2 separate regions of the Homo sapiens genome follow, and region 2 is linked to region 1. A link is a loop called in an ENCODE intact Hi-C map of the cell type or tissue named here. Cell type or tissue: endothelial cell of umbilical vein. All regions are shown on one strand. Each heading gives the region's core, and the rest is flanking DNA. Links, peaks and the distances in the headings are about the cores only.

Evidence for each region. Peaks named below come from ENCODE experiments on the same cell type or tissue, not always from the same donor. Only the 100,000 strongest peaks of a DNase experiment are listed, where the experiment ranks them.
Region 2: it touches region 1 in a loop (6-fold over the local background); 8 of 110 quality-filtered maps call a loop at or near these places.

The regions. Positions count from the first base shown.
Region 1 is chr3:99,684,608-99,689,155 of GRCh38, forward strand. All of the region lies in intron 1 of COL8A1 (collagen type VIII alpha 1 chain), which reads left to right. Among named protein-coding and RNA genes, the nearest start is that of COL8A1, 48 kb to the left of the region's middle. RefSeq lists enhancers at 2,330-2,419, 2,470-2,529. In endothelial cell of umbilical vein, for the core only: a CTCF peak has its summit at 2,591 (motif pointing left); a DNase peak (open chromatin) is centred at 2,584.
Region 2 is chr3:99,746,290-99,750,563 of GRCh38, forward strand. All of the region lies in intron 2 of COL8A1 (collagen type VIII alpha 1 chain), which reads left to right. Among named protein-coding and RNA genes, the nearest start is that of CMSS1, 69 kb to the right of the region's middle. In endothelial cell of umbilical vein, for the core only: a CTCF peak has its summit at 1,939 (motif pointing left); a DNase peak (open chromatin) is centred at 1,892; H3K27ac peaks cover 817 bases.

The DNA of each region.
Region 1 (4,548 bases), core at 257-4,256:
TAACCCGTTTCCCATTGCTATTTGTGAATTGTCAGTATTTATTTTAATGATGGAATCATTTCTTAAGGTAGAGTTGTATGTTTACTTTATAATGTCTGAATTTGGCTCCTTGTAGAGTAATTTTCTGAACGGGAATTGTGCTTCCATTACCTAATTGCAAAAAGTTGCCAAAATTTAAAAAGGCACTGGGAAGAAGAGGCGGTACAAGAATTCAAGTGGATCTCAAGGTCTCACTCTTAAAAGAAATGGAAATATTTTTGGACTGGATTAGCATGACTGAATTATCATCCTATTTGCTGGCGTAATTGCAGTTGGGAGGGGAGAATGAAAGGCATTGCTTTTCTACCCACTTCCTCCAGTGATACTTAAAACTGAACTATGCTATTCATAAAGTAAATCTTTCTGAGTAGTTTGCAGATTTTACCGTCTTTAAAAATGTTAATATACCATTTTAGTACCTCATTCTGAGGAATAAATTTATTCTTAATATAATAAAAACTCAGAAAAAAATGACATCAACCAACTAAAATGAAAGCTCAGACTCTAAGAAAACAAATGCAGATGATGCAAAATACAGCATTGGAAGCTAATGGAAAGGAATACTTCTTAACACTGTCTTACCATCATCAAAAGCAATGAGAAGGAATAAGAATTTACATGCTTTTGGTATGCCCCAAATCTTAATATCTTCCAAATGCCATACATTTCAGGCTTCTACTTTTAATTTTCTATGTAGAATCATGAAATAATATTATTAGTCACATTATACTGGATAGTAAAGTTAATATATTATTTCTATCCTTGCTAATCTTATGTCTTTTTTAGTTTCTGCATGATCTTAGAAATTTGCCAAACATAAACGTGTCAACGTGAAGTTAAGAAGTGAGACTCACCCGTCCCTGCACAGTCTATACTATGCCCTTTCGCAATAGGTATTTTTTCTACCTTTTCTCTCTGTCTCATGTTATGGAATTGTAGAGTCTTTTTATTAATTCTCCTATGTTGGTTTTCCATTTAGAATTCTTCTTCTGATACCTTTCCACATAGTGTAAATGATTTTGTTTTCAATCCATACATACAGAACTTTCCTCTGGATACTAAAAGCCTATGGCCAAATCATGTTGATTTTATTTATTTAAGTCTACAATATGGTAATAAATAGAGTAAGTTCTTAATAAGAGTGCTAGTTTATTTACCATGGCAGTTCTCTGTGATTAAATAAATATGAATATAATAGTCAGACTACTTTACCCATGTGAGGCACATAGCAAGGGAGTTGGCAACATTTTTAACCATATGAGAGGTTTTATTTTTATCTTTGTTGTTTTCAATATTACATAAAATACTTTTGGCTCTAATAAATCTTAATATTATCTCCCTCATCAAGTAGTAGGACAAAATCTCCTAGAGGTAGCTAGTTTTGAAAAATCCACACAAAACCAAAATCATTGTAATCAATTGTAACCAAGCATCAACTCACTTCATCAGAACTAATCACATAGCCCTAAATAAGTCCTAAAATTTCCCAGACAATGCACAGTAAATTTAAACAACATGTCGCATCCTCAAAATAATAATAGAACCATTTTTTACCATTAGTTACATTTTTTACCAAAGACCTGCAGACATCTTTTAATATAATTTACTACAATACACTATGTAATACTAATGATACATTTCATTCAATTTAGTATAAACCTTGTTAACAATGTATGAAAACAAAGAAAAGAGAACAATAAAGTAGCTAATCATTTATTACACTCCAAGTTGCTTTATTTAATAGATTTCAGAGAGAGTAAATTTAGAGAAAGATTGAATTCACAAAGGAGGAAAGACCCTGGGGAGAGGGTCTTATGAAAACCAGAAGTCAAAGAAATGCCTTCCTTATCCTATCCTAAGAAGAACAGTGAAGATTCAGTAGGAGGTCTCTCAAGGCCCAGAGGCAAAGGAATACAGTCTTCAGAGCAAGAGAACATTAGGAGCAAGTGGACTGGACCACACAGTGGGCACTCCTGCTATAAGTGCTCAGTGTGATCATCACAATGACTTTAGCTGAGCTCTATAACTGCTCATCTCTTATTACTTTTTTTCTTTTTTAAGACAGGGCCTCACTCTGTCACCCAGTGGCGTGATCACAGCTCACTGTGGCCTCAGCCTCCCTAGCCTTAGGTGATCCTCCCATCTCAGCCTCCCAAGTAGGTGGGACTACAGGCACATGCCACCATGCCTGGCTAATTTTTGTTTGTTTGTTTTTGGGGGGGGTTCTGTTTGTTTGTTTTTGAGACAGAGTCTCACTCTTGCTGCCCAGGCTGCAGAGCAATGACACGATCTTGGCTCACTGCAACCCCTGCCTCCCTCCCAAAGTGCTGGGATTACAGGCATGAGCCATTACACCCAGCCAATTTTTTTGTTTTTTATAGAGTAGGGAGTTTCGCTATGTTGCCCAGGCTGGTCTTGAACTCCTGCACTCAAGCGATCCTCCTGCCTTAGTCTCCCAAAGTGCTGGGATTACAGGCAGGAGCCACGGCATCCGGCCTGTAACTGTCCATCTCTGAAAATCCAAAGGCAATGTGGAGCCACCTAGCGGCAGACCAACCAATGGTTTCCAGGTCAAAGAATTAAAATTCAAGTCTTTCCTCAACTACTTATTGCCTTTTTGACATTAGACAAGTCACTGAAACTCTTTTAGCCCATATTTCCTAATCTGCAAAATATTGATAATAACAGTGTTTGTGCTAAGGATTGTATGATAATGGAGGCAAAATGCACTTTGTGTGCTGTTAGGCATCATGCAAATGTTACTTATCCTTATCTGTTCACGTGTGTGTGTGTGTAAAACTTTCACATGTCACAAATGGAGAGGAGTAGATGAGAGAATTGCACTCCATGCGATGAGGTTGAGAGTGGGGAGCTATGCCTGGGCAGGAAGCTGCGGATGTGCACACCAGAGCACCTAGGAATATATACACTAGGTGCTGGCAGTAGAAGACTCTGCTGTGCTCTTAATATCATCCAATTGCTTGCACACGTAGCTGATACAGACCAGGGAAAACTGACACCATCTTTATTCAGGGTTCAAACTGAAAAGCAGCATTTCACTGAGGATTTGGTGAGAAATGTATTATACTAATAACATTATAATAACAACCAGCTTAACATAGTTGTAAAAATTAATGAAACCATTTAAGCAAGAGCATAATAAATGTTTATCATTTTGGCAATTTTGCAAATAGTTGTTCAGCTACTGTCACAATAGTTCCTTGTACTCTGCATCTTCCAACATACTTGATGGATTATTATCCCCATAAAGTGCCCGTAAAAGAAAGCAGCACAAGAGAGTTGGCTTATTTAGGATTCTATCAACCAGCTGTTACATCCACCAGCACTTCACCCGTATGATCATCAATATTCATGCAAAATCCCAAAATGCCTCCCAAACATTGGAATAAAATGTTCCAAATAGCTATAGGTTTAGCTGTGTTTTGTGTTTTAATACAGTGAAAATATGAAATCTATTTATGTTATATGTGGAAACACATATCTGCTCTCAAATTATGCCAAATGATAATGTATTTCTTGCTTACTGTTGTAACAAACCACCACAAATTTAGTGTCATCGAACAACACAAATTTAGTATCTTACCATTCTGGAGATCAGAAATCCACAAAAGTTTTACAGAGCTAAAACCAAGGTGTCAATAGGGCTGCATTCCTTCTGGTGGCTCCTGGGGCAAATGTTTCCTTGTCTTTCCAGCTTCTGAAGCTGCCTGCATTTCTTATCTTGTGGACTCTTCTTCCAACTTCAGAGCGCATCGTTCCAACCTCTGCTTTCGGCAGCACATCTTCCTTTCTGACTTTTACCCTCCCTCTATAAGAACCCTGGTGATCAGATTGGGCCCACCCAAGCAATCCAGGATAGTCACCCCATCTCAGGATCTCAAGATCCTTAACTTAATACACCTGCAAAGTCCCCTTTGCCATGGAAAACAATATATTCATAGATTCTGGGGATTGAGACATGAACATTTTGGGAGGTTCATTATTCAGCATACCACGGCTAGTTTACTGTATTATTATTACTTCATCTCTGAAGGAAAATAATGCATTGGCAGCATTAAAAATTTTGTTCAAATATGCCCAGTGAGCCCGTGTGATTGAGCTCCGTCATCATCATGTTCAATTCTTCCTGCCTAAGTCAGTCCAACTCAGGATTTCTCACCCTCAGCACTATTGAAATTTGGACCAGATATTTCTTTGCTGTAGGAGGCTGACCTGTGCATTGTGAGAGTTTTAGAAACATCCCTGGACTTTTACTAGATGCCCATAGACATTCTCCCCTCCCCAGCTGTGACAATCAAAAGTGTCTCCACACATAGCCAAATGTCCCATAGATGGACAAAAATCACCCTCAGTAGAGAACCACTATTCTACACAGAAAGCAGCCAAATTATTGTAATGGCCCCTTTAAGGCAATAACTCTTAGAAAGCAAAAGATCCAGCGATATTAATTAATGACTAATTTAAAAGGGCAAGTGTAAGTCATTTATC
Region 2 (4,274 bases), core at 1-4,000, 61 kb after region 1:
TGCAAACCCAGGGAATAAAAAAATACATGCTCATTGAAGCAGCAGATTATAGGACTCGTGGATATTAGAAAAACTGAGGAAAGAGGCATGATGTGGGTAACAGCCATAATGTCAGAGTAAGCCTCTGAACTCAACCCAGAGAAACTTTGTAATTGTTGCAACCAGTGATAGGCTCGGCTTCTGGATTTCTTGTAACAAAATCTTACTGCCAAGGGCATTGATGAGCTCTCCCAGTAAAAAAAGTATAATAATAATGTTAAACTAAATCATAAAAATGCAGAAGGTGGTTATTAAAGGGCAGAGGAGAGAAATTGCTTGTAAAGTTCTGGTGGAAATATCAAAAATACATTTTATTGAACTTTTAAGAAATTAAGCTCTTTGTTTTTAAACTAGGGTGCAAAAGCAATAAAACTTAAAGGCCATTCAATAAACTATTTCATTCAATGGTCATCAGCAATGATTCAGCAGTAAAAATAAAAATCACATTTATTCAACATGGTCATCAATTCAGGCAGGCCTGAAGCTTACAAATGATAAGTTTGTCAGTGAAAATAACCAGCTGAAAGTATTTTTAAATGAATTTTGATTGAAAAAATAATAAAGAATTTTTTGAATGTACACCTTTTTCTTAGTGAAAATGGACTTGGTTTAACTTGACATAGTATAAAACTCTTAATGTTTTATGTAGTTTATTAAGTTCTATGAAGAAATGTATTTGAAACAAATGTAGATAATGACCAAAAAAGCTTAAATATGAACACCATGATAGGCATACAATTAAGAAAATGGAAATAGATCATGATAACTAATCTTTTGCATGCCCTCCAAAAGCACAGAATGTAACTTTTTTAATTATTTTTAATAATCTAGAGTTTTCTTTCTGATCCTTTTACCTTCCAAAAATATAGATTCCTGAATGATAGAACATAGACATTTTGGTAGACAGATTATATATTTTCCTCAAGTTAAATAACATATACCTCTAAGCAACAATCATCATAAAAACAAGCTTTTTGCTCATTAAGATACCTAATGTGCCTTACACATAGTATGTACTAAATAATATGGGTTGAACTGAATTATTCCCATTTTTTGTTCAGCTATTAATGTGTCTCTTGGATTTACACTAGAGAGGTGGTGTCCCACACATGGGAATTAATGAGCTACATCTGTAACCAAAAATATCCACGGAAAACCTGTTGAATTGATCCATATCTGTTTTATTAATCAAGCCCACTACGGAAGGGCTTTCTTGTGGTTGTACTACACTTTGGAAATAAATAGAGTGGGGAAACCACAGTTCATTTTAAAAGTTGTTTGAAACTTTGAAGAACACGGGATTTTATATTATACGACAGCAATAAACTCCAATTTTTGATGACTGTAATTCTGAGTATATAAGTATATAAATATTCTGTACATATAATTTTACTGCAGAACATTATGACTGTGGCCAAGAAGACCCTTACTGTTCAATATGGAATTTACTTGTTACTGCCACTGTCTTCCTTCCTCAATTTTTTAAAATAAAAAGACTTTTAAAAATAAAAAGAAATTTTAAAACTAGCTTGGTATGAATAGCCTTTAGCTGAAGCAGATGGCTGGAAGTCAGAAGCCCCAGATTCTATCCTTCATTCTCCTACCAACTTGGAATGTGGCCTTGGGCAAGTCATGAGAGTAAATCTACAACAAAAGAGCTAATAATGCTTTACATGTGTATGGTGTTTTATGATCTAACAGAGCACTTTCACATACAATATCTTATTTAATCTTCCCCGCAGCTTCCTGAAAAGAGTATGGCAGTTATTAACGATCCCCATTATAAAGAGGAGGAATTTGAGACCCAGTGAAACTAAATCACTTTTTCAAGTCAGGAACAGTCATAGTCTAAGATTCCCGGCTGGTCTTTGTCTTTCCTCTACACCACATTGCCACCCTCTGGCACCTCCAATGGTGGCAAAGCAGGAATGACTATAGCTGCACTGTTCAATATGATAGCCACTAACCACATTCTGGTACTGAGCATATGAAATGTGGCTAGTCCCAATTGAGATGTGCTGTGAGTGTGAAATATACACCAAATTTCTAAGACTTGGAATGAAAAACAGAATGTAAAATGTCTCATCAATACTTTATATATTGATTGCATGTTGAAATGATATTTTTAATATTTTGAGTTAAATAAAAGTAATAAGTATAAATATATTAATAAATATTACCAAATATGGTTTAATAAAATTAATTTCACCTGTTTCTTTTTACTTATTAATATGATAATAAAAAACATAAAGTTGATATTTGACTCACATTGTCCCTATGCGACAGCACTGACCAGAGGATTCCACTGTTCAGAGCCCACATACTAATTTCACAGTACTGGACTTGTTTATGTACCTGGCTTGATGTAGCTGATACAAATTCCCTAAGATGCTGTCAAATAGAGGGCAAGGTAGATTAGCAGCAATGATTTGGGCATTCTCACACATCTTCCACATGCAGGAAAAAATCTGGCTTCATTAGTTGATGCCCCAAATTGCTCATTCATTAAAAGGGTCCATTTTATACCGTTGAATACTTGAGAGACTTCGAAGTAAAAGTGCTATGGCAAGAACTATAAATTAGTATGGCTCTATAGCACTCTTTATTTTCAAATATGTTCCCATTAAACATTATGAATGAATGAGACATTAAACTGTTAGGCTGATATATACTATGTAAAATAATAATTATATATAACTTTGTTGTACAGTATGTTTTATTCTACCTACAAAGTCATTAAGATATTTTACATACAATCCCTAAATAAATAGCTTATTTCTGTTATGGAACAATCTAACTGAAAGTCCTCAGGAAAAATGAGTTCTTATTTAGAAGAAAAAATATGTATAGTAAAAAATAGCTCAGATAACTAAAAACTAGCATCTATTTGGCAGTTATTATGTGGGCTCAAGTACCATGCTAAGAGTTACACCAAGGTTCTCTCACTTCATCTTTACAGGGCTTTGAAAATCAGCAAGAGGGAACAGAACCAAAGGTCTTAACCACTACTGCTTCTTATTTCAAAGCAATTTAAAATCATAACTCAACCTATCATGACAGTGTAAGAATATTTGGAATTGATTTTATTTTATTCATTTAAGCTCCACAAGCATCTACCTAGAAAATGCAATGGATCAGGAACAGTTCTAGACACTGAGGGAATATTGAGCAGTAAGACCAGAGCTCTACTCTCAAAGAGAACACTGATTGATAGGTTTATGAACATGCTTTTGAAAAATGCATACTTATGACTAAATAGAAGGGGAGTCACTATTCATGTTCTAAAGGGTTTCTTTATGTTCCAATAGAAATCTTTATAGTGCTATTCCTGTTTGTTAAAATTTACCTATTGTTCATAAAGCAAAGGTCTTATGTAAAAAAAAATTAAAAAATAAACTACATAGTTTGAATTTCAGAGGTTTGCTTTCCTCCATTATACTCACTTGGAAGAAGAGGTGCTGAAATTACCATAAATATTTTCTAGAACAAGGAGAGATGAAAGCAAACAAACAAAAGGAACCTAAATCAAAATGGCTCTAAGAAAATCACAAAATAATGAAAACTAAAGAGTTTTATAAACTTTTATACAATAATAGTGATAAGTTATCTTTGAAGGTAGAGATTTAAAATTATGCATGAGTTAACTATATATTAATTGTTTAAAGAATATTTCAAAATAGAATGTATAACTTGTTGCCAACTTCTTTTTCTTTTTTTCTTCTTTTTTTTTTTTTTTTTTTTTTTTTGAGACAGATTCTTGCTCTGTTGCCACGGCTGGAGTGCAGTGGCATGATCTTGGCTTACTGCAACCTCCACCTCCTGGGTTCAAGCAATTCTCCTGGCTCAGCCTCCTGAGTAGCTGGAACTACAGGTGCACACCACCACACCTGGCTAATTTTTGTATTTTTAGTAGAGACAGGGTTTCGCCATGTTGGCCAGGCTGGTCTTGAACTCCTGATCTCCAGGAATCCGCCCACCTCAGCCTCCCAAAGTGCTGGGATTACAGGCGTGAGCCACTACACCTGGCCCCAGTTTCCTAATGTTCATGTTTACCTAGAATTAAATAAAAAGAAAATATTAATAGCCAACTCTGGGTGGCAGAATTTTAGACAGTTTTGTGCCCTCATGTATACTCTTTTGTAAATTTTTCAAAAAAACATATATTGCTTTTATAATTGGTAAACAGAAAAAATATTGTAATTGACTCCAAAATCGATAGGTGATAAAGACAAAAT